Regions from separate parts of the Mus musculus genome. Here all the other regions are linked to region 1. Evidence: chromatin loops called from intact Hi-C (ENCODE). Cell type or tissue: heart. All regions are shown on one strand. Each heading gives the region's core, and the rest is flanking DNA. Links, peaks and the distances in the headings are about the cores only. Region 1 has its middle 31 kb from the start of Slc25a4. Region 2 holds the start of Gm39168 (a long non-coding RNA gene). Region 3 has its middle 34 kb from the start of Enpp6.

The links. A loop is a pair of places that touch in the nucleus more often than their neighbours do. Peaks named below come from ENCODE experiments on the same cell type or tissue, not always from the same donor. Only the 100,000 strongest peaks of a DNase experiment are listed, where the experiment ranks them.
Region 2: it touches region 1 in a loop (9-fold over the local background); 24 of 42 quality-filtered maps call a loop at or near these places.
Region 3: a loop joins it to region 1, with 5 times the contacts of the local background. A loop is called at or near these places in 8 of 42 quality-filtered maps.

Annotation. Positions count from the first base shown.
Region 1 is chr8:46,236,384-46,247,014 of GRCm38, forward strand. No RefSeq gene overlaps it. Among named protein-coding and RNA genes, the nearest start is that of Slc25a4, 31 kb to the left of the region's middle. In heart, for the core only: a CTCF peak has its summit at 5,700 (motif pointing right); a DNase peak (open chromatin) is centred at 5,748; H3K27ac peaks cover 484 bases; H3K27me3 peaks cover 189 bases.
Region 2 is chr8:46,300,740-46,311,370 of GRCm38, forward strand. It overlaps Gm39168 (a long non-coding RNA gene), which reads left to right and starts at 898. Exons shown (of 4, transcript XR_001778549.1): 1 at 898-1,008; 2 at 5,915-6,060; 3 at 6,272-6,359. In heart, for the core only: a CTCF peak has its summit at 5,209 (motif pointing left); no DNase peak of the experiment used is centred there.
Region 3 is chr8:46,947,581-46,958,211 of GRCm38, forward strand. It overlaps a transcript of Enpp6 not described here. Among named protein-coding and RNA genes, the nearest start is that of Enpp6, 34 kb to the right of the region's middle. In heart, for the core only: CTCF peaks have their summits at 5,416 and 6,080 (motif pointing left); a DNase peak (open chromatin) is centred at 6,111.

The DNA.
Region 1 (10,631 bases), core at 3,756-8,755:
TTTCTGGAGACCTTCAAGCTTGTAAACAGTTCAACGGGCATTAACTACTTGGATTTCCTGAGAAACTTCCAGAAAGGCAACAATGAAAGGATCAGGAACAAATCCTTCCCACACTCATGTCCTGCCCCTCTGGGTTGGCCACTGCCATTCTTATAGATTCCACAGTCCTACCAACATTCCCGGACAGGCTTTCAGACAGGCTGGACTCTTAAAATGCTCCATCTCTGGGCTGCTCTCCCTGGGGGCCCAATGTCAATGCATAGCAGGCAGCCTCGCCTCTGATGTCCAGGGGAAGCTGGCCTTTGGGACAGAAGGTGGCATAGAAATGGAACTGCCGTACGTTGTTAATGAAGTTAGTCTTATAATTAAAACCATTTTTGCAAGACCCAACCTGCTTTCCCGGGTGAAGGAGGTTACCCCAGTGCATGGAGGGTGCAGGGCACTGTCTTGGTGTGACTCACCTCCCCCTGAATAACTTCTGCAGCTCCTGAAGAGCCATGCCCTATTTTTAGCTTCAGCCTTCTGGAGCACTTGACCTTTTGCCTAGATAGGGGACCTTATAGTGGAGAGTAAACTTTAGCCTGCTCAGTCCATGCTACACAGGGACCTACATTAAAGTTAAATTGTGCTCTCTTTAGGACACTTGCAATGCAGAGGGGCTACTTAGAACAAAGTAAAATTGCTCATAGACACACACATGTGCATGGATACACACACACATGTTGGTAACATCACCTTCCATGCCGGAGTTATAACTTTTTTCTTTTGTATCTCTTCTGCCATCTACTGTATGAAGTTGGCATAAATGACATTTATGAAAATATTTTAAACCCCGGGCAAGTATCATTTTACTGAAATATTAATCCTGCTCATTTCAGAATAACAAAAAAACTTGCACATAATATTCAGAAATAAAGAGGGTGTGGGGAACTTTTGGGATAGCATTGGAAATGTAAATGAAATAAATGCCCAATAATAAAAAAATAAAAATAAATAAATAAAAAGAGCTCATGGACTTGAAAGAGAAGCAGGAGGAGTATATGGGAGGACGTTGAGGGAGGAAACAGAAGGGGAAATGATATAATTATGTTATAATCTCAAAAACTAATACAATTTTTCAATAAAAAATATTCAGAAATAAAGAAATACCATAAGTCATTAAAAATTATTACTAAGAAGTTTTTCTCTCCTTTTTAAAAATGAAATTGTTCTTTACTGTGTTTACTGTTGTTATAACTGAGTAGTTGAGGCTAGGCAATTTATGGCAAAGAATTTATTTCTTGCCATTCTAGAAGCTAAAATGTCCAAGCTTATCTGGTCAGAGCACAGAACATCTCATGGTGAGGGACTGTGAGGGCTGGTTAAGCCGTTATGACTAACAGGCACCGCTGTCTCGTCATAATGGATCATCCTTTCACTTGCTCACCCTTCAGCTGCTCTAGGAGAGGTTGGAATTCCAACGCTAGTGCTGCAGGACTGCAACTCTGTTGCTATTGACTTTTTGCGGTTATAGAGTTACTTTTGTGTACGAACACACCTGCCTTCCCAGATGCACAGGATGCAGGACTACATTCTAGTGACCCCCTTCCTTCTGACTAACCTTTGTGTTCCCTCAGTGTTAGTGATGAGAGTAGTCCACTCATGAAAGCAGAGCCCTATGGCTCATTCATTGTCCAAAGATCCTACCTCAACTGCCATTAGCATTTAGTGAAAAGACACGAGTCTAAAGCAATAAACCAGCACACCTGTGACCTTGCGTGTCTCTCTCTTGCTCTTGCTTCAACGGCTGTTTGCCTGTGTTCCTTGAGAATGCTCCCTTGAGTCAAATCTCTATACAGAAGCTGGGGAGGGAGGAGGTCTTCCTACTTTTAAATATGTATATTTACAGATTTATCTATTGCTTCATGTGTATGTGCTTGAGTGTGTATCTGTGCACCACATGTGTACAGGTACACAGAAGAGGGCATTGATTCTCTGGGACTGAAGTTACTGGCTGTGGTTAACCATCCTATGTGAGTGCTGGGAATGTATCCTTGATACTCTGTGAGAACAGCAAGTGCTCTTAACCACTGAGCCATCTGGCCAGCCCTTTGATGGGATCTAATTCATTCTGTCCTTATCATGGTTCAGGGCTGCCTTTTTGCCTTCTGGAAATGGTCAGGGTCAGTGACAAAGATGCTAGAGCCCTGTAGTCCCCATCTGTGGCCCTCAGCAGCACCTCAACTCTACTGTTCTCTTCTTCCACCTTAAAGACCATCCTTCGTACTGTCTGGAATTCTGCGTGTGGTCTTCCTAGTGTCTGGAGTTCTGCGTGTGGCAGCTGATACACTCTTTTCTTCTCTCTTTTTTTTTAAAGATTTATTTATTTACTTATTTATTTAATGTATATGGGTACGGGAAAGAAATACCCATGGAAGGAGTTACAGAGACAAAGTTTGGAGCTAAGACAAAAGGATGGACCATCCAGAGACTACCCCACCCGGGGATCCATCCCATAATCAGCCACCAAACCCAGACACTATTGTATATACCAGCAAGATTTTACTGAAAGGACTCTGATATAGCTGTCTCCTGTGAGGTTATACCAGTGCCTGGAAAATACAGAAATGGATGCTCACAGTCAGCTATAGGATGGAACACAGGGCCCCCAATGGAGGAGCTAGAGAAAGTACCCAAGGAGCTGAAGGGATCTGCAACCCTATAGGTGGAACAACAATATGAACTAACCAGTACCTCCCAGAACTTGTGTCTCTAGCTGCATATGTAGCAGAAGATGACCTAGTTGTCCATCATTTGGAAGAGAGGCCCCTTGGTATTGCAAACTTTATATGCCCCAGTACAGGGAAATACCAGGACCAACAAGTTGGAGTGGGTAGGGGAACAGGGTGGGGGGAGGGTATAGGGAACTTTCAGGATAGCATTTGAAATGTAAATAAAGAAAATATCTAATAAAAAAATTTTAAAAATGTATTTGAGTACACTGTTGTTGTCTTCAGACACACCAGAAGAGGGCATCAGATTCCATTAGAAATGTCCTCAAGCATTTCTGATGCCGGCAGCCTTGGCATCAGAACTTCGCCAAGGACACTCCTTGTGTGCGTCTGGCTCAGACTGCTTATCTTTTAGTTTCACATTCATGTACCCTTAAGCTCCACATCAGTTACTTTGTTTAACACTGTCTCCTACCTCCTGCATCTTAGTTTGGGTCCAAAGCAGCAAGCTAAAAGCTGTCTCTGTCCTCTACACACTCTCCCCACACCACGCAATAAGCCACCGGAGTAGTATAAAAATAATTCCTACCTTCTCTTTCTTGTCCATTTGATTTCACACTACTTTGTCTTGCCCAGATGGTAAAGATACCTCTTAGTTGGCCTCTGTGTTTCGTCTGCCCTCTTCCATCATGGACTTGTTCCATCATGGACTTCCATCATTTCTTGTTGCTAGATGTACGATCCTTTAAACCATAAGTGTGACCACTGTCAGTTTCCTGTTCAAAAGCTGTCATATTCCATTGATTTAAGAGTAACTTCCCAAAGACTTATTCGTGTGTGTGTTTTGCCTGAATGTGAAGCCTATGTGTGCCTGCTGTCTTGGGACACAGAAGAAAATGCCAAATCTCCTGGAACTAAAGTTGTGGGTAGCTGTGGACCACATGTGAACATTGGTAACCAAAACTGGGTTCTCTTCAGAAGCAACAAGTGTTCCAAACTGCTGAGCCATATCTCCAGTCCCAATTTAATAATAAATTCAATAGCTCTTGGCTTATTATACCAGGTCTTCCCCATCTCTCTCTCCCTCCTTTCTTTCTTCCCTTCTCCTCCCTCTCTCTCCTCTCCTCCTTTTCTTTCCTGTGTGAGGAGATCAAAGACAAATTATGGGACTCAGTTTCCTCTTAGAACCGTGTGGGCTCTAGGGACTGAATTCAGGGTCTTAGACTTGATAGGAACAATCTTGCTGAACCACAATATTTGTATTTGAAGCTGAACTATATCCCAAAAGTTTGATTATAGATTATAGTCATATGAATAAACCATTGTATTATATTTAAATAAATCCATTTTTAAAGCACCACTTACAATAATAGAAGTAAAAGATACCCCTCAAAGTCTGGTAAGAGATGCCACTAAATTCAAACCACCACATTTACCTTTTTAAAGTGAGGTTTCAAACCGACAGAAAAAGAGAACAGTAGCCAAGGCTAGATTCCTGACCCTATATGTACTTTCTATCCTGAGACATGGAATTATATATTTGATGTTGCTTTTATAGTTTTTGTGACAAGAGAAAAATTAGCCTCGCCTCTACAGTAGCCAGAGTTGGAGTCAACTCCACAAATTTATTTCAGTGTACTCTTCTCTCACCCGTCCATTTTAAAGTAAGCATTCAGTCAAGGCAACTATTTCAGTTCGGTCCTCTTTTTGTTCTTTATTTGCTTTTATCTTATGGGTACGTGTGCTTCTTGGCATGTGTGTATAGTGTCTGAGGAGGCCAGAAGCATGTTGGATGTCCTGGAGTTGGAGTTAGAGGCAGTTGTGAGCTGCCTGGTATGGGTGCTGGGAACTGAGCCCAGGTCCTCTGGAAGAGTAGCGAGTGCTCTTAAGTGCTGAGCCATCTCTCCAGCACAGCACCCCCCCTCCTCAGCTTCATTTTAAGTTTTGTTTCTATGCTGATTACTCTCTCTTTTTTTGGGAATTAAAAAACCAGTCATTCTTTACAGTACCATACACACTGGAAATCTTTAGTACAGAGACACAATACCACTGAGTTTAAGGCTGTTTGCTACTGTCTGTCCCATTAGATTTAGTGTATATGAGCTACATTGAGCTCTTTGATCCACTTGAACTTGAGTTTTGTGCAGGGTGATAAATATGAATCTATTTGCATTCTTCTACATGTAGACATCCAGTTATACCAGCACCAATTTTTTTCATTTGTTTGTTTTTTGTTTTGTTTTGTTTTGTTTTGTTTTGTTTTTCAAGACAGGGTTTCTCTGTATAGCCCTGGCTGTCCTGGAACTCACTTTATAGACCCAGCTGGCCTCAAACTCAGAAATCCGCCTGCCTCTGCCTACCGAGTGCTGGGATTAAAGGTGTGCGCCACCATGTCAGGCCAGCACCAATTTTTAAAGATGCTTTCCCTTTTCCATTTTATGGTTTTGGCTTCTTTCAGAGAAATAAGCTTTAATTTGCACTTGTGCTAAAGTGATGGGAAGTTCTGGGACCAATCACAGTTTGGTGTACATGCCATTCAATACCCCTGAAGAGTTTCATCTTGAGAGCTTGTCAGGTGTCTGTCTCTGCTTTGGGGCCAGTCTCACACTTGGCTGAAAGAACCCCAACCTTGGACCCTTGGGTTTTGTCTCTAACACCATAACACCACTTCTACCTTGGTTCTGAGCACAGGTTGAAAATCCCCAGTCCTGGTGGTTGAAGCTGGGTGTACCGATCCTGGTGGTGTTTCAACTTACAGGCACCAATCATCAACTTAGCGTTCAAACTGCAGTGCTTCAGTTCGGCATACAGTAACATGTATGGTTAGAGCAAGATGGCAGGCATACAGTGGGGACAGGGAGACATGACAGACACATTTTATACTCCCTTCCTTATTTCCCTCAGCTCTGAGGTAAGTACACACTCCCATCTTGTAGATGAAATTGGAAAGGTGGGAACCACACCCTTTTGCGAGCATGAAAATCTCGTAGCCACTAGGTGGCAGTGTGTACTCAGTTTAGACTGAGCTGTGCAGTCAGCGCGCCCATCCCTACCCCCATGTGATGGCTGGCCAAGTGCTCTTTAAAACTTTACTCCTGCATTCTAAAATTATCTTGAACTCTGCGCAACGCCCACAAACCTTAAAATGTATTTGTGACATTATTCAGTGAGTTTAACTAAGTGAAGAGATACGGTAAGTGTTGGCACGTTGAAAACACCGAAATGTTCTTAAAGTTACAACACTTAAAAAAAAAAAAAAAAAAGTCTAATTGAATGCGAAATAGGCCTCTGATAACCACTATCATCTTTCTTTCTCTCTCCCTCCTTTCCTCTCCCCCTGTCTCTTTTTCTCTTCTTCTTTCCCTTCCTTCCTCTGTCTCTCTCTCTAAATAATTTTGAAAAACAATCAATTCAAAATTATTTAATCTTTTCTAGTTGAAAATTCCTTTTTCTCTTTAAAAACTTCCATTCTATTCTTCTATTCTTTTATTCTATTCTATTCTATTCTATTCTTTCCACAAAATCATACCAAAATAACACATTTTGTGCTTTAAAAGCCAGGCTTTCTGTACTGTGCTTCAGGAAATGGACACATGAAGTTGAATGTTTTATATTTCTTGTGACCTTAAGATGCCGTCTCTGTTTTGCCCCTGGGAGACAGTCTCTGATATCCTGAACTTATTGCGCCTTTCAGAAATGGTCATAGAGAAAAGCACGATTAACTGGAAATGCATCCTAGGATACATTAGGGAGTTTTCCCTTTGGGGGAGTTCTGGTCATTTCCTCTCCCAGGCCCTGTCCACAGTGAGATTCTAAATGAGGAGAAAAAAAAAAAAACCTCTGCCTTTCCTTTGAGTAGCAGAAGCATAGTGAAAAAGCAAAGAGAATCCAGTATAGGGAATGCTTGTTAATTTTAACATGACACGGGTAGAAAAAGTTTAGAAAAAAATTATGTATTTAAACTCAATGTTTAGACATCAGTTTCCTTAGCCGGGGGTGGGGTGGTGTTAGCAATGCCTGGAGACTGTTTAGGTCCTGACAGCTGGGGGCCGGGGAGCTGACATCTGGTAGGCAGGGGACAGGGATCTGCTCTGTTCCTAAACCAACACAGCTGAGCTTCAGGAGCCCGCAAAATGTGATCCTCCGCAAATGTGTGTGGAAAGAAAAGAAAATGAAAGGCAGGAAAGGAGTCACTGCTGCTGGAGAGACGACTGGCAGAGTCTAAGACGCTTGAGATCATAGTTGCCAAGGCTAGGAATAACAGTTCCGCTGTAGAGCGCTTGCATGAGTAAGGCCCTGGGTTGGATCCCTAGCCCACCTCCAGACAGGCAGGCAGACAGACAGACAGACAGACAGACACACACACACATACACACACACACAACCCTGGAAATAATCTTCCTAGGGTTCTTCCTACTTTTTGAGGTCATTCCATTTTCTCAACAACGAAAGAAAGAAAGAAAGAAAAAAGAAAGAAAGAAAAAAGAAAGAAAGAAAGAAAGAAAGAAAGGAAGAAAGAAAGAAAGGTAGGAAGGAAGGAAGGAAGGAAGGAAGGAAGGAAGAAAGAGTGAGAGAGGAAGAAAACCTAGGACTAAAACTAAAATTTTATAAATTTTTGTAATATACTCATTTTTATTGGCTTGAAAAAATAAAGAAAAAATGTCTTACCACTTAAATGATATGCATAGAGAGTAATAAACAGAACCTGTTTTATATAACCCCACTTTGCCTAGATAATGGTAACTAAATAGCATTACTTTATCTTTTCAAATACTGTATGTTGGCCTCATTATTTAATTTATATAACACTAATAATAGAAACATAAAACATTACTACAGGCTCCCAAAGTGCCTACTTGACAGTTGTAGAGCTGTTGTTTTGTTTGTGTGTTTTGAGGTCAGGCATTACTGTGCAGCCCTGGGTGGCCTGGAACTTACCATGTAGCTCTGGCTGGACTCAAACTTGTGCATTCCTGGGATGAAGGTGTGAACCACCCTACTCAGCTAAGAGAATCCTTCCTAGTATTTAAAACTGATAAACCTAGCATTCTGGAGGCCGAGGCAGAAGGATCGGAAGTCTGAGACCAACCTGGGCTACAAAGAATCTTATGTACAAAAATGTATCCTGGAGATATAGCACAGTGGTAGAGCACTTGCCAAACACAAATAAGGCCTTGGGGCTCAATCTCCAGCACTGAGGAGGAAAGAGAGAAAGAGAGAAAGAAAAGAAGGAAGGGAGGGAAGGAGGGAGGGAGAGAGAGAAAGAAAAAATAAAACAAAACACTCCCCTCACATAAAACCCTAGTTTTCTAGTATGTGTATATAGTAGACACATTACATATACACTTTCAGTCATAAAAGATCTTCATTGGGCTACATAATTTTCTAGACTTTAGAACCAACTTTTAGAGAGTTTTGACAACTGCCAAGTTAAAGGGAACCCCAGCGTGCAGAATTACACTAATTACAAGTGCTGACACTCCCCTGGCTGGAAGTCAGTTCTCTCCCGCCCACTCTGTTTTCCCTCTTTCAGAACTGAGACCCTGTAGGGACCCGGTGTTACATCGTGTCACCTGGTCCTGAGGTCTTGTCGTGGTGTAGGCAATCAGTGTCCTGCAGTATTTGACTCTGTCTGTGCCACAACTGGTTTGTCCAAACCGTTAGACTCTGAGGCTGTTTCCAGCACTGGGGTAGTCTGGGCCAAGCTTTGATATGCACTCATGCAGAGGACTTTGTAGGGACATGTGCTTTCCTTTATTTTGGATAAATATTTAGAACTAGAATTGTTGGGTTGGGTGGTAAGCATGCGCCACCAGTCTAGATCCTGGTTCAGTAAGAGACCCTGTCTCATGGAAACAACATGGAGAGTGATAGAGAAGACCCTGCGTACACACATGTCCATACTGCATACATCACCCACACTCAGACATATTACACCCTCAAATAAAGAAATAAACAAAAGTTCGTCTTAAAGCAACAACCATTTTTCCTTTTCCTAACACTGTCCCTCTCTTCCCTAAATAACTCTGCTAAAAGAAGTTTTGGTGTTTTTTTTTGGGGGGGGGGTTGTTTTGTTTTCGTTTGTTTGTTTGTTTGTTGTTTTTGAGACAGGGTTTCTCTGTGTAGCCCTGGTTGTCGTGGAGCTCACTCTGTAGACCAGGCTGGCCTCAGACTCAGAAATCCACCTCCCTCTGCCTCCCGAGTGCTGGAATTAAAGGCGTGCACCGCCACGGCCCAGCCCAAGAAGTTTTAAAATATTAAAATTTATTATTTTTGTGTGTGGACACACAAGCTACACGTGTGGAGCTGAGAAAACAACATTGTGGAGTTCATGCTGTCCGTTCACCTTTTTGGGGTTTTGAGGGTTGAAATCAGGCGTCCCAGTTACGCAGCAACCACCCACTGAGCCATTTCACTGGTCTGAAAGAATATCTTTTGAGGGTGCTGGAGAGATGGCTCAGTGGTTAAGAGCACTGACTGTTCTTCCGTAGGTCCTGAGTGCAAATCCCAGCAACCACGTGGTGGCAACCATCTGTAATGAGATCTGATGCCCTCTTCTGGGGTATCTGAAGACAGCTACAGTGTACTTACATATAATAAATAAATAAATATTTTTTAAAAAGAATGTCTTTTTTTTTTTCTAAGACAGGGTTTCTCTGTGTAGCCCTGGTTGTCCTGGAACTCACTCTTTAGACCAGATTGGCCTGGATCTTAGAGATCTGCCTGCCTCTGCCTCCTGAGTACTGGGACTACAGGTATGTGTCACCACTATCTAGCCTGGCCCAAAAGAAATTTGTATTAAGGATAATTAAGAGAATCTTGTCTGCCTCTGATGGTTAGCAACGAGTTTATGGGGAAGAATATATGGGTTTGGCAGGAAAATGAATTGGGTTGTGGATATAAAGAAAAGTCATTTAAAGTATATGTTCCAAAAGTGAAGAATAATCTATTCTGTTTTCTTGTAATCTTCTTTTCAAACTATATGTCTCACAGTTCCGTTCTAACAGTATTCCATGTATTAATAGGAAGCTAATAGTCTTAGCATTTGACATCTCAAATCCTAGTGGTAAGCTTCATTTTCTCCGTGTCCTCTGAGCCTATCACTGAAGCAGTCGGAATCCTGTCCCCTGTCTCAGCCTTACACTTGTCTGCATTCTGGTCCTCTGCCCTGGGATCTCTGCCCAGAGGCTGGAGATAGCCATCCCACCCTAGAGAGGTTAGCAAGGCCAAGTGAGGAGGGGTCATGGCAAAGAATAGCCCAGGCATCACTCACGTCAGACGTAGAAAGAGAACAACTCATGGGTAAGAAGAGTCAAGCGATATTGATCCGTGGCTCCCCAGGGTTGAATTCAGAACATGTTCCGCTGTCTCCTGGGTGCCAAGATTTGACAGAAAGGGCAAAGGACAACTAGAACAATGTGGGGTGGGCGGGTGAAATCGCCATTCATCGTTCATGTGGGAATGGAGTGCTCAGACTGAGGAGACCTTGACAAGGCTCCCTGCCAGCAGCGGGACTCTTGTTTCTTATCAGAAACCTAATTCTGGCTACCGTTACTCTCTTCAGCCTTGGGACTGCAGAAGCGAGGAGGATACATTGTTATCAATGTGTGGTGGAACACTTTTGTCTGTGAGGAGGCAGAGAGGAGAGAGTGGAGAGAGAAGGCTCAAAAAGAAAGCACAAAATCAAAAGGCAGAGGGGAAAACACTTCAGAAAACATTCCACAAACAAAAGGAATAGGAGAGAAAGTAGCCTTTGGGTCAGCAGGGAACTCAGTTCATTTTGATCAAGGCAATGTGAAGGCTAATGGAAAAACAAAAAGACACACTTTGAGAAGCTAAGTAAGTCATAACGAGAAATTGGATGCAACCCAGTTATATATTCCTCATTAGGAGGTTAGCCACACAGATTATGGCATATTC
Region 2 (10,631 bases), core at 2,149-7,148, 63 kb after region 1:
AAACCAAGCCCTGGGTTTTCCTTGGAAAGACCTACGAGTGTGCTGAGACCCAATGCCCCAGGTCAGGGCTCAGGAATCTGTTACAATGAGGGAACCAAACTGCCCCGCGGTCCACAGAAAGCTGCTATCACGAAGTATTTTACCAAGGAATTGTTGATTTGATACATGATCTTCAAGGACAGCTGCCTTAATGACTGTAAAGAAGAGTCTAGTCAGGTCCCTGGGTTTGAGTCTTGGCGCATATTCTGTTGGGTGTCTGTCTGCCTTCCATTTGTGTGAGCACTGTAAGGAAGCACTAGCCACGTCCTTGAGCCTTCTCTGAACTCCTGCCCATGAGTTGAGTAATAATGAAAGCGGGCCCTAAGCATCCATGGGGATCCAGTGCTTGGGCGTAGCCAGCAGGATGGGACTGCTTCCTGCCTTCCGCAGGTTCACATACCAAGACAGAAGGAAGTAGTATATGATTGACATTAATACAGTAGCCTCAGGGGACAGTCACTCCATGCCTACCCTAGCTGCATGACATCAGCAATCCCACTGTGCTGGTGGTCTCTCTGCAGACTTTTCTTACCCAGTATCATAGTCCTCTGGTCACCAAGCATAGTCCCAACCCAACAGTGGCATTGACAGAAAGGAAGGGACAACAATGTGGCTGCCATCAGGGATAGGCAACAGAGCCTGGGGACTAGTGGAGTCTTGTCCACTGTCTTAATTAAGGTTTCTATGGCTATGAGGAAACGCCATGAGCAAAAGACACTTGGGGAGGAAGGATTTGTGTTGGTTTGAATATGCTTGACTTAGGGAGTGGCACTACTTGGAGGTGTGGCCTCGTTAGAGTAGGTATGGCCTTGTTGGAGGAAGTGGGTGGCCATGGGCTGAAAGCTGGTCTTTTCCCAGCAGCCTTCAGATGAAGATGTAGAACTAACTCTCTCAGCATCTCCTGCACCATGCCTGTCTGGACGCTACCATGCTCCCATCTTGATGATACTGGACTGAACCTCTGAACCGGTAAGCCAGCCCCAATTAAATGTTGTCCTTATAAGAGCCGCCTTGGTCGTGGTGTCCGCAGCAGTAAAATAATAACTGAGACATGGTTTATTCGGCTTACGCTTCCACATCACAGTTCATCATCAAAGGAAGTCAGGACAGGAACTCAAGCAGGGCAGGAACCTGGAGGCAGGAGCTGATGCAGAGGCCATGGAAGGGTGCTGCTTACTGGCTTGCTCCCCATGGCTTGCTCAGCCTGCTTTCTTATAGAACACAGGACCACCAGCCCAAAGGTGGCCCCACCCACAGTGGAATAAACAGTCCCCATCAGTCACTAATTTAGAAAATGTCCTATTAGCTTGCCCACAGCCCAGTCTCATGGAGGCATTTTCTCAATTGAGGCTCCCTCCTCTCTGATGATGATAGCCTGTGCCAAGTTGACTTAAACCTAGCCAGTACACCACGAGGGCATGCGGTGAAAGCCAGTACACCACGAGGACACACGGTGAAAGCGTCTGTATCCTATGCCAGGCCTGCAAGGAATGCAGGAAACCTGGACTTTCATGGAAACGCCATTTTTATCCCCATCATTTTTGCATCCTGAGCGGTTCTACAATTTGCTTTACTGACACTAGACTGAAAACTCAGGTTTAGCCGTCAAGGGCGGGTTGCAGCAATGAAGCCAAGGTGGTAGGTGTACCAGTATTACCAACTCTGTACAGATACTTTCTGTTTCTCTACCCTTGTCAAGAAATCTTGAACACACACACACACACACACACACACACACACACACACACACACTCTGTTTCAATACTGCTAATTAAGACCTGATCTTTCCCTCAGCCTTCTCCATCAGCCTGGTGGACCACTAGCTTTTTTTTTTTTTAATCTTTTTTCTTTTTGTTAATTTATTTTATTTATATGAGTACACTGTAGCTGCCTTCAGACACACCAGAAGAGGGCATCAGATCTCATTAAGGATGGTTGTGAGCCACCATGTGATTGCTGGGAATTGAACTCAGGACCTCTGGAAGAGCAGTCAGTGCTCTTAACCGCCGAGCCATCTCTCCAGCCCCAACCACTAGCTTTTTGTACGGCCTATGCACATCCCCATTGGACCTGCGATTCAGAGGGATTTGAATACACGTTCTCTCTGTTCACTGAACAGCCTTTGGCAAGCCTCTGGGCCTTGGTTTCTGGCTCTATAAAGCAGCAATGGATGTGCCTACCTCCAGGGCTTGTTGCCATGACTCCATGTTGCCATGACTCCATGTCAGTCGTTGTTCTTATGCTGGGACCCTTTACGACAGTTCCTCATGTCCTGGTGACTCCCAATCACAAAATCATTTTGTTGCTACTTCATAACTGTAATTTTGCTACTGTTCTAAGTTGTAATGAAAATATCTGATATGCGACCTCTGTGAATGGGCCCTTTGACTCCAAAAGCATCATGACCCACAGGTTGAGAACCACTGCTCTACTGCTCTACATAGCCATGTGTGATGCTACGCAGTATCTGGACCACAGGGGATGCACTTAATAAATTCTCAGAATGGCACTGGTGTCACAGTGGAGACAGAACGGGTTGCTATCTTTAAGAAATATAGAGAGTGACTTAGACACGGAATGATAAAAAGCCAATGAGATGTGGCTTACAGGGAGACTTCCAGAAGGAGATGTGGCCTAAGTCCTTAAGAGAGACTATTTTCCTCTTCCGGGCTTCATAATAGGTGACCATCAGCTTGGGAATTTAAGACAATGGGAATTTATTCTTACAGTACGGGTGCTACTAAATCTAAAATCAAGATATCAGCAGACCTGCTCTCTCCTTCAAGGCTCTCAGAAAGACTCCACACCTCCCCTCTCCTTCTTCAATATGTAGATGCTGTTCCACTGCTGAGTGCACATTGCAAGCGTCTTTCTGCTCATCCATCTTGAAGCCTGAGTTAGATCAAGTATTTCCCCATAGGATGCCTGGAAGATTACACACTGATAAAGCATCATTGGGGACCGGTTCTAATGCTCTGAATTAATCCAACCCCCCCCTCCCAAAACGGGAATCTGCGTGTCTAAACGCTGAAGGTCCTTTTCTCCAATTGGTTTTTGATTGATCAATAGAGTCAACAGACAGTGGCTGGGCAGGCAGACTGAGGCGGGACCTTTGGATTTGCACAGGTTAGGAACTAGAAGAGAGGAAGGGAGGAGAGAAAGCCATGAAAGGGAAGAAGGAAGACCAGTCCTAAAGGCCAGCTGACATGTGAGAATCAGGGAAAGTGGGCACACAGGCCACTTCTCCAGTTGTGTTTGGGGAAGCAGAGATGAAATATAGATGAAATAAAAGATGCTAACTCGAGAGTACTGGTGGGAGTGTTTGCTAACAGTGGGAAGGATTAGAACTGCCCAGGCTTTGAGCTAGTCAAGGCATATTAAAATTAACGAGAGAGAGAGTGTGTGTGTGTGTGTGTGTGTGTGTTTCATTTGCAAATTCAGAGGACTCTGGAGGGTGGCTGGAAGCAAAGGCCCACCAGGAGCACAAAGTGGTTTAACTAACTACCGCTACACAGCATTTTCCCTCTCTCTGTACTATGATGGTAAATACTTTTGACTTGAGGCATCTCAACCTCACGCCTCTGGACACATCTAGGAGGGAGTTTCTCGATTGAGTTAATGAGGTAGAAATACCTATGCTATATATGCTCGGTATCACTTCTGGACTAAATAAAAAGTGAGGGGAGCATCCCTGTTTATCTGTTTCTCTGTCTGGCAACACAGATACAATGTGACCAGTCGCCTCCACTCCTGCTATGTCCTCTCTGCCTTGAAGCGACACAGATACAATGTGACCAGTCGCCTCCACTCCTGCTATGTCCTCTCTGCCTTGAAGCGCTGAATCTCCTCACACTGTAACCCACAACCAAACCTCCCTCCCTTAAATTTCTTCTTGTCAGGTATTTGATTGTAGCAATCAGGAAGTAACCAGGAGATGTGGGGGAGTCTCTGACCACCACAGCCAGCAGAATGATGACCCATGGGGAAGGGAGGCAAGAAGGTAGTTTGGTTCAACAAGACTCAATTGGTGGTGTTTGTACAAACATGGGGAGTCTGACCCCCCAAGTAGTTTATTTTAGGCATATTCAAGCCCAGAAAAATCTGGTGAAATTTTTCCTGGTGATAATTAACTCAAGCTCATGCGCACAATAAAGCTTAAAATATGACTACATTAAAACTCAGTAAAGGTCAAGTGATCTCTTCCGTAAAGATGAGGCTAAAGATCAGCGACATGTGACACCTCCCATAGAGGCAGGTTCTATAGACTGAGAAGCTTACACACACACACACACACACACACACACACACACACACACACACACAAACACACACACATACACACACACACACATACACACACACACACATACACACACACACACACACACACACACACACACACACACACACACACACCAGCTCATACAGGAAAGAAAAATGAAGCATATTTCTCATGCTTTGATGATCAGGCCATGGCATCTGAACTCTTGGCGATCATAAAACTTCTGGAAGTATTAGTCCTGCATTCTACCACAAACTCATGGTTAAAAAAGAACCTTTGCTGGGTATGGTGGCCCATACCTGTATCCACAGCACTTACGGTATGGAAGGGGCAGGATCTCAAGTTCAAGGCCATCCTGAAATTCAGACTGAGACCTTGTATCAAAACAAAACAAAACAAAACAAAACAAAACAAAACAAAACAGAAAACAGAAAACTGTGATGCACTGGAGTCTATAGCTTTAAAGCAAAGCCCTCAGGCAATTCTGGTATATAGGTCTGTGACTCTATTTATTTGATACCATTACTATACAGTGATTTGTAACTAATTAAAGGTTATGTTGCAGTTATGAATTGACAGGATAATTGGCAAAAGGTTCTGTTTTTGAGTCTTTTGTGCCATTTGGTTCTAATGTCTATTACTACAGCCATTGTTGCTGTCCTTTCTTTACGTTAGCCTGACTGACTCCTTATGACCTTTCTTCAGTTCTTCCTGAGTCAAGAGTAAAATCTGTGCGGTCAATTTAAAGCTTGCCTGAGCTGCAAGACTCTCTTTGAGATAAGATGAAAGTTATCAATACGGTCACGGATCGCCTAGCCTCCTGAGTGTTGAGGCCACTTCACGATGTGGCCAATTTGAACCCATTGAGGGTTGGTTGGCGCCCTCTAGTGGTTGAAACTAAAAAACTTCTAAGAAAAGAAATCATTCCATAAACTGTGCAAGAGACTGACTCTAGCCTGGGTCTCACTGTCTAAGAATGGCTTCGTTTTGATGGGACACCTTGTCTCCGCTGGATGGGTAATAATTGGAAGCGTTAGATGAAGGTGTTAGTGAATGGGAAGCCATCACATTCCCAGGAGCAGGATATTCATCCTGCTTGCCTCCTGTCAAAGCCTACCCATGCCACAGGCCACACAGGCTGTGTCTTCCCCTGGTATGGGAGTGCCTGAAGCCTGAGACTTTAATTAGTCATCTTTGTTTATATATATATTGATATATATATATATATTTGTTTATATATATATATATATATATATATATATATATATATATATATATTGATTGCAGTGTCTGGCATCAGAAAATGTTCATAAATGTTTATTGAAATAAGAGAGGCAAAGGGGGGTGGAGTGGGCAGCTTTTGACTCTAGTGGCTCAGGAGGGTACAGGCCAGGATAAAGCCTTCCAAATGAGAACTTAGCATTGCAACTCTTTGAATATAACTGGACATGGTGTCACGCTGGCCCCACCCCCTCTCTGGATTTTGATGTTAGGCATTTGGTCCCTGTATTTATTAGGCTTCCTGAGATGAGCAAAACAGTAGGATGAATACACATCCCATGGGAATTTATTACGTTGTCCCACATATCTCAGATTGCATGGTCCAACGATGGAGAAACTGGGAACGCAGTGACTCTCCCATTCCACGAGAATGTAGACTGTCCCTGTATGGTCCCAAAAGCCTGGAGATTTCCTGGAGAAATCCTTCATCTCCCGTCTACATCGGAAGGATGAAGAAGGTGAGCTCTGGTGTCAGCAAGAGGTAGCAGGGGTGAGACTCCACAGCAAAGAGCAAATGCAGGCTGGTGAGGGCAGCGCCTTTCTTACATCCTGGTCCCTGGTGGAACTGCAGCCTGCTGGGGGGTGGGGGGTGGGGAATCGTTCCTCTCAAGTTATCCTTTCAACAGCCTCACACACCAGCCCAAACGTGTGCCTCCTTGTTGGTTCTAGATCCAATCAAGACAGCCAAGATGAAGTACTGAAATCCCGACCTGGATTCTTTGCCTGCAGGAGGAGTGCAGAGATCAGGGCCCTGCAGGTGAGTGATCAGGATGGGTTTCCGCACCAGGCCCTTTTGGGGGAACTTCTTGAGTATTTCTGCACCGTGGATAGAAGAAACAGTACTGATTGCCAAAGAGGCTTGGGTACTGGCTCAGGCTTCTAACTGATGTTACTTAGGGACCCTGACAAATCTTTCCTCCTGATGGCCTCCCCCGTGAGAATTTTCCAGGGGTCAATGTGCTCATAGTCTCTCCTTGGTTGTCTCCCAGGGTAAGAACCCTTACATGCTGGAAGAAACCACAGGAAGAAAGACACACAGGTCATTGTATTAGTCAGAGTTTTACTGCTGTGAACAGACACCATGACCAAGGCAAGTCTTATAAAAAACAACATTTAATTGGGGCTGGCTTACAGGTTCAGAGGTTCAGTCCATTATCATCAAGGTGGGAGCATGGCAGTATCCAGGCAGGCATGGCACAGGAGGAGCTGAGAGTTCTATGTCTTCATCCAAAGGCTGCTAGTGGAAGACTGACTTCCAAGCAACTAGGGTGAGGATCTTATACCCACACCCACAGTGACACACCCATTCCAACCAGGTCACACCTATTCCAACAAGGCCACACCTTCAGATGATGCCACACCCTGGTCCAAGGATATACAAACCATCACAGTCATCAAGGAAGGAGAATTGAGAAGGGGGAAGTAGGAAGGCATTGAAGGAGGCAGGCCAAGGGGAAGAGGAATGAGAGGTGTGGGGTCTTCGGGTTTCACTAGGGCGCTCCACAGACATCTCCAAGCACCTGTTCTGAGTTAGCTTGCACGTTCCCATGACTAGGCCGTGGTGTCTGGATATCCAGTTAATCCCAGATTAGCTAGAGCAGAGAAGGTATGTCCTAAGCATCCTTGTGGTCAGTGGACACTTGTCATCTTTTAGCATTTGTCACGTGAAGGTCCTTGCTTGCTTGGTTTCCATGACATCATAGAGAAGAGATCTCTCGCCTCTTCTCAATCTCTGTTGAGGATTTTTCTTCTTTTTTCTGTTGGTCTTCTGTGTGCCTCCAGAGTTCTGTCTCAAGCTACCTGGGTCCTCTTTTACTTTTGCATTCAGTTTAAGAGGTTTTCTTTCTTTCTTTTTTTTTTTCAAAAAAAAAAGATTTATTTATTTTATGTATGGGAGTACACTGTCACTCTGTTTAATTGGACTCCATTACAGATGGTTGTGAGCCACCGTGTATGTGGTTGCTGGGAATTGAACTCAGCACCTCTGGAAGAGCAGTCAGCGCTCTTAACTGCTGAGCCATCCCTGCAGGCCCCAGTTTAAGAGATTTTGTGAATGACAGATTTTCACCTGTCACTCCCTTCCTCATTTTACTTCAGCAATTCTGCTTCTGCTCCCTGCCTGTGTTTCTCCTGACTAGCAGACAGCAATTTCCATCTCTCCATTTGGGTATACTTGAGGTAGATTAGCCACACACACCAAGCCATTTAGGGCTGGGTCTAGCCTCCTCCTCCCTATACCTGGTGATAATTCCGTGCTGACATCCTTCCATTCACGTCTCAGTGAATTGAGGTTCTACATGCAGATGTCCACCAGGGCAGGCAGAAAAGAGGGGCTCCCTTTTTTCAGTTTCCAAGCGCTATTCACTCTGTTATTTAAAAAAATGTGGGCAGGAGAGATGGCTCAGCGGCTAAGAGCACTGGCTGCTCTTCCAGAGGTCCTGAATTCAAATCCCAGCAACCACATGGTAGCTCACAACCATCTGTAGTGGGATCCGATGTCTTCTTCTGGTGTGTCTGAAGACGGAGACAGTGTACTCATATATATAATAAATCTGTAGATGGAACCCAGGGCCTTGAACATACATTTTAAGCAAGTGCTCTCTAAGTGAATCATATTCCCAGCCTAGTTTTTTGTTTTTTGGGTTTTTTTTTGTTTGTTTTTGTTTTTTGAGAAACAGCCTTGATATATAACTAATTCTGGACTTGAGGTCAAAATTGCCTTGCTTCTACTTCCTAAATATTAGGATTATAGGTGTCTGCCACCACCCCTGTCTAGTTCATACACATCTTCACCCTTCCCATCAATGAACTCCCTGCCTTGGTCCCGTTGCTCAATCTCCATTCAGATGCAATGGAGCAGCGGGCTTGTCTCACACCTCTGACATCCATTTCCTTTCCCTTCGTGTCCAAAAAGGGTCCGAATAGAGCCGAGTGTCCCATACCTCAGATCCTATCCCTTTCCTCCCTTGAGTTTATTGATGGTCCCTACTGGTATCCAAACAAAGCCGAATGGGCCTAAGGTCCTTTCTGGAGATCTTGGTTGGGCAGCCTGGATGTGTGAGGACAGTCCTCCTGGCTGTCTCTCAGTTATGTCTTCCTTTCCCATCAAGGTTCTGCTCTTATGTGTGGATAGGGCCCCTGCCCTTCAGTCATAACTCAAAGTATCCATGGTATATCCCTGTCAGTTCTTATGAAGCTATCAGTCAGCATCATTCACATGTATAGCCCAAGTTTCTAACAGCTCTGGGTACATCGATTCCTCCTCTTCTTCTTCCTCCTTCTCCTCTCCTTCCTCTTCCTCCTCTTCTTCAACTCACTTTTATTTTATTTTTTCGATTCATTCATTCATTCATTCATTCATTCACTCATTTACTTTATATCCCAATCACAGTGTCCTTCTCTTCCCAGTCCCCCTCACACCACACTTCCCCCAACCTCTCCCTTCACCTCTGAGAAGGGGGGGGGAGTCCCCCCTGGGTACCAACCCACCCTGTGACCTCAAGTCACTGCAGCACTAGGCACATCCTCTCCCAGTGAGGCCAGACAAGGCAGCCCAGTTAGGAGAATGGAATTCACAGGCAGGCAACAGAGTCAGGGACAGCCCCTGCTCCAGTTATTGGGACCTGCATGAAGAACAAGCTGCATCTGGGGGCGGCTAGGTCCAGCCCTTGTATGCCCTTTGGTTGTCTCTGGGAACCCCCAAGGGTACAGGTTAGTTGACTCTGATGGTCTTCTACGGAGTCCCCTCCAGCTCCCCCATCGGGACTATCCTTATGTCATGGTTACTAAGATTCTCTTGCTGTCCCACACTCATTGGTAGTTTCTCCTCTTTTGCTGTTGTGAACACAGCTTCCTGTTCAGGGTTCCCTGCAGGGCTGTCCACATCCCCCTCCCCTCCCTCGGTCTCTCACCTCTTCCTACACATCTCAGACACATCTTCCTCGTAGGAGAGAAGTCTCCTCGTGTCTTGAATATTTCTTAATTCTATATGCTCTTGACAACTGGTTTGTTCTTCAAAAATGGACTCTAAAGCTCTGGGCGCTGTGCCCTGATCTGGAGACAAGGCAGGAGAAAAGCTGGTACCAGGAATCCACAATTCCTGGCTTGCCTCTTTCTCCTCTGCTTTGGGGATGTTAGCCAGCCAGTGCCAACTCTGGGCTGGCTCCTTTGTTTCTGGCCTTGGTTTCAGGTTTCTTCTTGTGACACTGAGTTACACGGAAGAAAAGAAGGAAGGACCATTTTCTGTGAAGATATGGCTTCAATTGCCAGATTTCTATGAAAATGGTTTCCTATGAAATCTTCATATCCTTCCTACCTCTGTTCTGACAGAGCCAGGAAAATGGGCCGGGCCTTCTTTCTACTGCGTTCTATATTTATCCCCATCCTCAACCCTGGCTTTGCACGAGAAATCAGAGCCCTCTACAGACCTTTCCACCCAAGCTCACAACAGTCTTCTCCTTTTTAATCAGTCACTGAAAAATTTCCCACCCCCAAATTGACACATTCGAGGAAAAGAAGGTCTTCTCACCCATGAGTTTATTTGCGCAATGAGCCTCGAAGAACATTCTAGTAATTGTGTGCATTTCCAGGATGCCACAGAATTTCACTGAAAAACAATAAAACTAGATTAGTTTCCCCCCTTTCCCTTAGAAAATAAGGGGAGTATAGGATTAGACCACAAGCATATTAGTAAAGGGGATGGGGCTCTGATGACACACCTGACACCCAAGCTTAGTCAGATGAAACTGCTTCTCTGTATTAGTAAGTTGTGTTAGTATCTATCGTTCAAAAGCATAGATTTTTAAATCTTAATTGTTTTGCTTGTGTGCTCACATGGGTGTGCCTGCCGTTGTACGAGCAGTGTAGACACATGGATGTGGTCAGAGGACAACCTTGGGTGTCAGTTCTTGCTTCTTGCCTCCCTTTAAATGAAGTCTTCATGCTCGCTGCTTCACAGGCTAGGCCAAGAGGCTCGTGAACCGCTAGAGCCGCATGTCTTTGCCTCCCATCTCCCGGTAGGGGGCGCTAA
Region 3 (10,631 bases), core at 3,308-8,307, 710 kb after region 1:
CGCAAGTGAGAGAGGTGGGTCTGTGACGCGGTCCGTGGTGAAGATGCTTCTGAGAGAGAAAGCCTGCATCCTAAGCGCGTGTATCTGCTCTCTCACCTTCCCCTGGGGTTCTCTGTGAATCTTACACATCCTAGCTGATGCCAGGGCAACTTAGGTTCACACCCTGGCTCTCCCCCTCCACTTGGTAATTTTGTGACGCGGGTTAGTTCTCTCCGCTTCTGTTTCCCCCTCTGTGAAATGGATTAAGGACAGTGTGTTGCCCTCAAGGTCCTCTTCAAAGACTTCGATGTAAGAGGGTAAAACTGTGTGGCAGAGATCAGGACAGGTCCTAGACTAAACAGCACCGCTCGGTATTCCTCTGTGCTACGGGGCGGTACCCAAGCTGAGCTCAGAAAATACTCGCGGCATTGACCTAATGAAAGACTGTGGGGGCGACATTGCCCCTGCCTACTTTGTCCTTGGTTGTCTGAGGAGATACCCAGTTCAGGATAGAAGGTGGACAAGGAGCAGGCTCACGTGACCTACCCACAGCCAGAGCAGGGATGGAGCCAGGGAAAACAGACCTGTTGCTGGACACACTTGAAACTTCTCTCTGGAAAACTTCGAAGGAAGTTTTCTTAGTCCTAAAACTTCTGAGTAGGTTGATTAAAATCCACCAGTGCATATCTGATACTGAGGAAATATCACAGGAATTCTTGGCGCGCCAGTCTAGACTAGCAGTGACTAAGAACTACACCCACAAGTAGATCTTTGCAAGGACTACTTTTGCTTTATTTCAGTGACTGTTTATTGTTGGAGGAGGGGACAGATCCTAGAAAACGGCTGCTCATTGTTGATAGAGACCTGTGGGGTCTAGAGGTTCTGGCGAGGACCAGAAATGTGCTCTTAATGGCTTCGTATCCGGGAAGCCAGACTCAGAACTCCCATCATCCATCTGTGCAGACATTCATTCGCAAACACATCCCTGCTGTTGGCTGTTTGCTGTCTGCTAGGTTAAATACTGAAGAGAGAACAGGAGCGAAGCTGAAAGACCCCTGTCTGGCCCAGGGGACTGACGCTGTGGGTGGCGCAGGCGTGTACCTGACTCTCAGGAGCAATTCCAGGGTGTGCGGTGCTCAAAGGAATCCATGGAAATGGGATGGTCAAGGAGACAAAAAGCAGTGGAAGAGAAGATGGAGGGCTGGAGGTACAGAGGTCAGAGCTTGGAGGAATCTCCCACAAGGCTTCAGGATGTTACCATGGTTACTGGTCCCTGCCTGACAGCCAGCCGGGAAGAGGAAAGCCTATTTATATTAATTATTGTTTGTACCATTGTTATTATTATTATTATTATTATTATTATTATTATTGTGCCATTCATAAGTGGCAGTCCTAGGTGTCGCCTGGGTGGGTTAACTAAAATCCATTAGTGCACATTGACAACTGAGGAAAAAAAATCTGCAAATTTTCAGTATTTGGTTTTCATTTGACAGTTAGACATCTGATGCCCAGCTTGGCTTTTATGTGGGTGCTAGAGGTTTGAGCTCGGCTTCTCATGCTTGCACACGAACCATGGCCAAGCTTGCTACTGAGCCATGTCCCAGCGCCTGCTTCTGAATGCATGGTGAAACAACAGACCATGTGATTGGGCTAGGAGTTAGGATGGAAAAGCTGTAGGGCTGCTTGCAGAACAAAGGAGTAAGGTCAGGGCGGGCAATTGGCTGGATTAAGGAAACGGTATAAAAATTTCCCGCTTGCCACTTAGGGTCATAAACTATGGTGAGGCTGGCGGGATTTTAAGACAATGTTCACAGTGCATATTGACTACACATGGTACCGTGCTACATCAGTACATTTCCATGGAAGTATACCCCAAGCGCTGAACCAAATCCCCCATCTTCCCCTGCCTTCGACCTTCTCACCTCGACTTACCCTTCTTTGTTGATAGTTTCATCTCTAAATTCATGTCATATATATATGCACACACACGTGACTTTATGGTAAGAGACAAACATATTTGTCTTTCTGAGACTAGCTTAGTTCCCTCAATATAATTATTCTCAGTTGTTCAATTTCCACAGAATCAAGACAATCTCATTGTCCTTATGTCTAAGCAAACTCTTCCCTTCTAAATGCTGTTCTTTTGGTGGACACCTAAGCTGGTTCTGTAAGTGCTGCAGCAAGCATGAAGGAGCCAGTGTCTCTGGAATGTGTTGACTTGGCATCATTCTGGTAAATAGAAGCGCGATAGCTGGATCGTATGGTAGATCGTTTGCCTGTTTGTTGAGGAGACTCCATGCTCGTTTCCTTAGAGGCTGGACTAGTTCACAGCCTCACCAGCAGTGTATACATACTCCCTTTTGTCCACATCCTCACCAGCGTTTGTTGGTTGGAGGCAGGAGCTGAGGCAAAGGCCCTGGAGGAGTACTCCTAACTGCCTTGCTCAGCCTGCTTTCTTTTAGAACTCAGGACCACCAGCCCAGGGATGGCTCCACATGTGATGAGCTGGGGCCACCCCCATCAATCACTCATTAGGAAAATGCTCTGCAGGTTTGCCTACAGCCCATTCTTACAGCTGAGGTCCCCTCCTCTTAGACAGCTATGGCTTGTGTCAAGTTGATGTAGAACCAGCTAGCAGGAGCCTGAATATTTTTCATATGCTGATTGGCTATTTACATCTTCTGAGACTGATCTTCCTTTGGCCATTTATTGTTTGCTTTGACCTCTTAGCTTAGTTGGCTTTTTTTTTTTTTACAATTATTTATTCTTTTATTGTATATTTAGTATTAACGAATGGTGCTTGCTCTGTGTTACCCATGTGAAAATCAGAAGATGATTTGTAAGACTGAGAGTCGGTTCTCTCTCTCCAATGTGATCCCACAGGATCCCACACGAGCAGCTGGGTTTGTCGCCAGACACCCTTACCTGCTGAGCTAGCTTTGCCAGCTCTCTTTGGGTTCTCTGAGTTTGCTGTCTGTTTTGTTTTAGTCTTCTGTCAAGGGTTTAGCTAGGAAAGACGTTCTCGCAGTCTACACAGCTTTCTTTAATCGATTTGAAGTTCTGTATGCGGCTCCCGCTCCATTTGGAGTTAACTTTTATACAGGCGACAAGAAGGGGATCCAGTTTTGTTCTTTGGCCCACTGACATCCAGTTTTCAAGCGGTATTTGTTGTCTTCTTCTCCAGCGTATATTTTTATCTCCTTAGTCATGAGTGAGGTGGCTATAGTCATATGGGCTTGTACTTGTACTCCATTCTGTTCTATTTATCTGCATGCCAAGTATTTTTTTTTCCTACTATGGCTTTGTAATATACCTTGAAACTGGATCCAGTGATTCCTCCAGCATCTTTTGCCCAAGGCTGCTATGGGTATCCAAGATCTTTTTTGTGCTCCCTTATACATTTTATTTTAAATTTGTTTTATGTGCATTTGGTGTTTTGCCAGCATGTATGTAGGAATGAGAATCTCTTCTGCACTGAGTAAAAGCATCGCCTGTCAATAAATATCTGATGACCAATGAGACGAAGAAGGATTAGAAGGTGGGATATCTGGCAAAGAGAGGGGAACTCTCAGAAGGAGTCAGGAGCAAAAAAAATTCCTCATCTGGACTTGGAGGGAGTTGGACATAAGGAACGAGGAGAGGTAACCATGGCAGACATTGAATAGCATAAACAGGTTGTGTCACGAGCTTGTCACAAGCCTAGCTGAAGGCCTATGTGCATATTCATAAATAAATAAATAAAGCCTGTGGTGGCAATGGCAGGAGTCTTTGAAATCTCTAGGCCAGGCCCCAGTAACAAAACCATGTCTCCTAATTCTCCCCGAATAACTAACTGGAGACCAAGTATTCAAACTGCGACTTATGGGGGACATCCCAGGAACCACACTCACAAAGACACAAAGGGGTAAAAAGAGTTGAAAACTTTAAACATAAAGTTGGATTGGAATGCCCATTTGCATATCCCCTGTCCTGGTTTGAATTCCTCGGGGCAATATCAAACACAGAATGTTACATATTATCTATTTGGTCTCATAAAGGAAGATAGGGTTCACCCTGACCTAAGTGGGTATTGCACATTATGTGTAGGTTTTGAACGACAAGCCACGTTCTATGAAAGCGACAAGTGAATGTGAGACGAAGTTGTTTGCTATAATAAATACTCGTGACACAGTGGTCATAAGCCCTTAAAACTATGAAAACATTTCTACATTACAGAAAGCCCCTTTCTGTTAAGCTTTCTGATGACAAGACAGAAAAAATATCTTTGTAAATACCTACTGAACTACGCAATTTCATTGTAAGATGTAGGTGGCACTGTCCTGTGGGTCAGCTAAGGCCAATGTGTGTGGTGGAGCGCTTCCATTTCTGATTTCTGTTTTGGCTGTGAGTTCCAGCTGTGCTACGCCCTTCCAGCGTAAGGGAAGAAAGATGTAAAGAAATACTTTGAGAGCCATGTGCAGGTGTCTTATGAAACATAGCTCTGAAAAGATGGTTTTGAAGTTCCTTTCCACTCCTGTAGCTGAGCTGCTGCCATGAGAATTCTCACCCCCAGTGACCGACCGGCCCGTCTGACCTCAGACAACAAGCCGGAGTGTTTTAGTTACTGTCAAAATCTACTTTCACTTCTGGATCTTGTGAAATTTCAGGATCATAATCGAAATGTACGAAGGGAAAAAAATCCACTTTCAATAAAAAAATTATTTGGATAAAGGATTTGAGATACGATTTTCATCAGTGTGTGCTTTTTTATTATGCATAGTACATTTACTATTTAAATCACATTCTTGGTCTTTATTTTTATGGTCCACTTAAAATTATTGCTAATGACTTCTTGTGATCATAAACTGTTCTGGTCTTGTTTAGTAAGAATTGTGTCCTGCTTTTGTGGGTAAGGAAGTATGGACAGTATTTTCTTAGCTCTAGGAATCCTGATAATGTCTCCTTGCTTTCTCATGCAAGCAATAATATTGGCTTCCCGTAAACATTTCATGCCATACACCACGTTATGTTCAAAGTTCTAAATATACTTCCAGCGTCTCCTGGCAGTTATTGATGTGGGTCAAAAGGCTGAAGCCCACGGATTTTGCATTTCTCTCTAACTTTAAAAGCGTTGCAGTATTGACTTTGGAAAATAAAACACTTCTGAAAGAAACAGCTTTCATTTGAACTATAATTAATTTGCCTTGGGCATTATGGGGGCAGATATTTTCCATTTCAGAAAGTTGTTCTAATTTTTATGGATGTTGTTTTAACTCAGTTGTTCTAGATGGTTCTGTGTTCTCTGACATCTTCTCATCACTCTTCCTTGTTATCCAGTGCTGCACTTCCTGGGGCGTGGAGGGGGCGGGTTGCGCTCTAGTTAACGGTGAAGGACTGATTCCAGCTGATGGTTATGGGAATAGAGCCCACCTTGGCAGGGATGGGGCGGTGTTGATGCTCCTCTTCCAAAGGTCCTGAGTTCAAATCCCAGCAACCACATGGTGGCTCACAACCATCCTAACAAGATCTGACGCCCTCTTCTGGAGTGTCTGAATATAGCTACAGTGTACTTACATATAATAAATAAATAAATCTTTTTTTAAAAATTTAAAAAGATACAATGAAGACAGAAGAAGAAAAGAAGAAAACAGACAAACATTTAAATATATACAGCATACAATTTTGTATAAATAAATCTATTTTCTGTTCTATTTACATATTAGAATATTCCATGCATGTACATATTTAACATCTAAATGTTGAACATATGTTAAATGGCTTTTAAATACATATTTAAACTCTCTGTTGCTGAGATAAATACTCATTTTTTAACTCCACTGGTTTTGTTTAAAACACTTTAAACACTCCCCTACACCCCCCACTCCCCACTTCTGCATCCCTTGAATTTCCACTGAATTTACCTTTGAGTTAGTAATATGAACAAACTTGAGAGGTTTGGCTGACCGTGGCAGTGCAAGCTGTAGACAGTAGCTCGATACAAACCTAAGATGGGAAGAGAATCACTGCAATAAGCCTTTTGATATTTCACAGCTGGGATTAAGATTGTATTTTGGAACTATGGCGCCACCTGGTGGCCATTCTCTTGTTGCCGTTTAACATTTCTATTTTAGACCCCCACCTCTTTGGTAACTTGTACTTGAACACCCTTTGGTCAGGAACCCTAGTATACTATTAAGTAGCAATGTGTGGCCAACTGGACCTGGAAGGCCTCCGCTTGTTCGCTTGCTTGTTAGCACAGGTACCTGGAAATTCTGCAGGTCTAGGTAGAGTACGGGAACAGGGGACAGGAGAGACTTTACATCTTGGTTTTTCACAAGAGCCCTATTATAGCTCTGGCTTTCCCAGAAGCCAACTCCTGTGATTGGATGAGGGACTAATGAGACTAAAAATCAAGCACAAGCCTGCTTGGATAGCTGAGGGAACAACAGGTCTTCTCCAAAGAGGGAGAGGCTTGGGAGATAGCCCCAAGGGGAGGGGACACATCCTCACAACGCGTCACGCACAATAAAGGACTTCATCTAAACATCCATCAGAATCACACAGAGTTTTAAAGACAACCATGCTCAATGCATGCAAGAATGTTAAGGAAAGCTGGTGATTTCCCCAGCAGGTTGATTTGGGGGTTAATTCTTTGGCAATATTAAGAGTTTTGAGGGGCTGGAGAGATGGTTCAGAGGTTAAGAGCACTGGCTATTCTTCAAGAGAGGTCCTGAGTTCAATTCCCAGCAACCAAATGGGACTCATAATAATCTATACTGGGATCTGATGCCCTCTTCTGCCATCCAGACATACATGCAGACAGAATACTGTATCTATAATCAATCAATCAATCAATCAATCAATCAACAATAAATAAATCTTTTTTAAAAAAGATGTTTGAAAACAATCATTGCCTTTTTGTTGAATCTCAACCATAAAGGTAGAAAAGTGGGTCTGTAGGAGGAGAGCTGGCGGCCATCTGTTTAGCTTTAGTAAAGACTAAATATTATGGTATGTATGTTGTACTGTTGCAAAAGGTGGCATGTGCTCAAGGGTTGGTCACTGTCTTAGGGTTTCTATTGCTGTGATGAAACACCATCATAAAAAGCCAAAAGCCACTTGGGGGAAGAAAGGGTTTATTTGGCTTAGATGTCCTGAGTCATAGAGTCCATTAAGGGAATCCAAGGCAGATTCTCAAACTGTGCAAGAACCTGGAGGCAGGAGCTGATGCAGAGGCCGTGGAGGGGCGCTGCTCACTGACTTCTCCTCATAGCTTGCTCAGCCGGTTTGCTCATAGAACCCAGGACCACCAGTCTAGTCCCCCATCCATTGTTAATTCAAAGGACACCCAACATGCTTGCGGACAGCCAGGTCTTACGGAGGCATTTTCTCAGTTGAGATTTTCTCCTCTTAGATGACTACGGCAGCTTGTGTCAAGCTGATAGAGAACTAACCAGCACAGTCACCAACCGGGGATACCATTGGAAGATACTGTAGTCTTTGCCGGAAGAAAGCAGGATATTGGACAAGGTATCCCATTGACGGGGGAACCGGAACTGCAACGGATGTTTTCCTTGTTTGTTTTTGTTTGTTTGTTTGTTTCTCTATTGCTATAGTGAGCAGCTATGTTCCACTGAGTCTCTCTTACCATCATACGCTCCCTTCCATTAGCTCCAGAAAATGAGCCTACAAAGGAAAGAATGAAACCTCTGTACCCATGAGCCAAGATAAAACCTCTCAGGTCATAAGCCATCCTGGGTGTTTTATCACAGGGATGGAGAGCTAGTGTATAGCCAGAATCCGTGTTACTTTACTATTTTGACATGGTGTCCATCTTCAAATAGAATACTGTGTGAAAGTCAAATATACAAATGGGTGGACTGAATATAAAGGGTTCTGCTCTGGCAATAACCTCCACCCTATTATCGGCACAGTCCCCAGCTTCACAGAGACATTACCGGGGCACTTCCATAGTTAAAGCATGTTCTATGGTACAGTGGGACATCCCTGCCTCCATCGACCCTGGATGTTAATGCTAAACCCTTTTCTGGGAGCTCTGAAATCATGGCTGAGTCTCTCATGGGTCTCTTCTGCATTCCAGAGCACACCAAGTTTTTCATTCTGACCTTGATTTTGCTACCACTAAAATGTTTGTCTCGGGACATTAGAAACAACGCCAGGCCATTGGACACCTCACTGTCATTGGAACCACAAAGCTGTGTCAACCCATCTAGCATACATAGTCTTCCCTCGTGAGAGATCTTTAGACTCCTGGATACAACCTAAAACAAACAAGCAAAAACCAGAAAAGCAACTTAAGTAAATGAGAACGTCCAACAACCCCACTATCGATGGAAATGAATATTTCTGGTGTGTTTTCTTTCAACATTTATCTATGTGATATGTACAGCTAAAATACTTGTGCAAGATATGCAAGGTTACTAATACAATATTAATTTATTTTCTGACGCTGTAAGTCAATACCACTGACTGGTTAGTCTAGAAAGAATGTTTATTTGGTTCAAAGTTCTAGAGGCTGCGACGTGCAAGATCAAGATGGTGGCATCTACTGAGAGCCGCCTTCTTGCATCACAGCGTGGGAGGGTACCCCATGACAAGATAAAGCAAGCATGTCCGCACACATCTCGCTCCCTCTTCTTTTTTTTCCCCCATTTTTTATTAGGTATTTAGCTCATTTACATTTCCAATGCTATCCCAAAAGTCCCCCATACCCACCCACCCCCACTCCCCTACCCACCCACTCCCCCTTTTTGGCCCTGGCGTTCCCCTGTTCTGGGGCATATAAAGTTTACTTGTCCAATGGGCCTCTCTTTCCAGTGATGGCCGACTAGGCCATCTTTTGATACATATGCAGCTAGAGTCAAGAGCTCCGGGATACTGGTTAGTTCATAATGTTGTTCCACCTATAGGGTTGCAGATCCCTTTAGCTCCTTGGGTTCTTTCTCTAGCTCCTCCATTGGGAGCCCTGTGATCCATCCATTAGCTGACTGTGAGCATCCACTTCTGTGTTTGCTAGGCCCCGGCATAGTCTCACAAGAGACAGCTACATCTGGGTCCTTTCAATAAAATCTTGCTAGGGTATGCAATGGTGTCAGCGTTTGGATGCTGATTATGGGGTGGATCCCTGGATATGGCAGTCTCTACATGGTCCATCCTTTCATCTCAGCTCCAAACTTTGTCTCTGTAACTCCTTCCATGGGTGTTTTGTTCCCAATTCTAAGGAGGGGCATAGTGTCCACACTTCAGTCTTCATTCTTCTTGAGTTTCATGTGTTTAGCAAATTGTACCTTATATCTTGGGAATCCTAGGTTTGGGGCTAATATCCACTTATCAGTGAGTACATATTGTGTGAGTTCCTTTGTGATTGTGTTACCTCACTCAGGATGATGCCCTCCAGGTCCATCCATTTGGCTAGGAATTTCATAAATTCATTCTTTTTAATAGCTGAGTAGTACTCCATTGTGTAGATGTACCACATTTTCTGTATCCATTCCTCTGTTGAGGGGCATCTGGGTTCTTTCCAGTTTCTGGCTATTATAAATAAGGCTGCTATGAACATAGTGGAGCATGTGTCCTTCTTACCAGTTGGGGCATCTTCTGGATAAATGCCGAGGAGAGGTATTGCTGGATCCTCCGGTAGTACTATGTCCAATTTTCTGAGGAACCGCCAGACTGATTTCCAGAGTGGTTGTACAAGCCTGCAATCCCACCAACAATGGAGGAGTGTTCCTCTTTCTCCACATCCATGCCAGCATCTGCTGTCACCTGAATTTTTGATCTTAGCCATTCTGACTGGTGTGAGGTGGAATCTCAGGGTTGTTTTGATTTGCATTTCCCTGATGATTAAGGATGTTGAACATTTTTTCAGGTGCTTCTCTGCCATTCGGTATTCCTCAGGTGAGAACTCTTTGTTCAGTTCTGAGCCCCATTTTTTAATGGGGTTGTTCAATTTTCTGAAGTCCACCTTCTTGAGTTCTTTATATATGTTGGATATTAGCCCCCTATCTGATTTAGGATAGGTAAAGATCCTTTCCCAATCTGTTGGTGGTCTTTTTGTCTTATTGACGGTGTCTTTTGCCTTGCAGAAACTTTGGAGTTTCATTAGGTCCCATTTGTCAATTCTCGATCTTACAGCACATGCCATTGCTGTTCTGTTCAGGAATTTTTCCCCTGTGCCCATATCTTCAAGGCTTTCCCCCACTTTCTCCTCTATAAGTTTCAGTGTCTCTGGTTTTATGTGAAGTTCTTTGATCCACTTAGATTTGACCTTAGTACAAGGAGATAAGTATGGATCGATTCACATTCTTCTACATGATAACAACCAGTTGTGCCAGCACCAATTGTTGAAAATGCTGTCTTTCTTCCACTGGATGGTTTTAGCTCCCTTGTCGAAGATCAAGTGACCATAGGTGTGTGGGTTCATTTCTGGGTCTTCAATTCTATTCCATTGGTCTACTTGTCTGTTTCTATACCAGTACCATGCAGTTTTTATCACAATTGCTCTGTAGTAAAGCTTTAGGTCAGGCATGGTGATTCCACCAGAGGTTCTTTTATCCTTGAGAAGACTTTTTGCTATCCTAGGTTTTTTGTTATTCCAGATGAATTTGCAAATTGCTCCTTCTAATTCGTTGAAGAATTGAGTTGGAATTTTG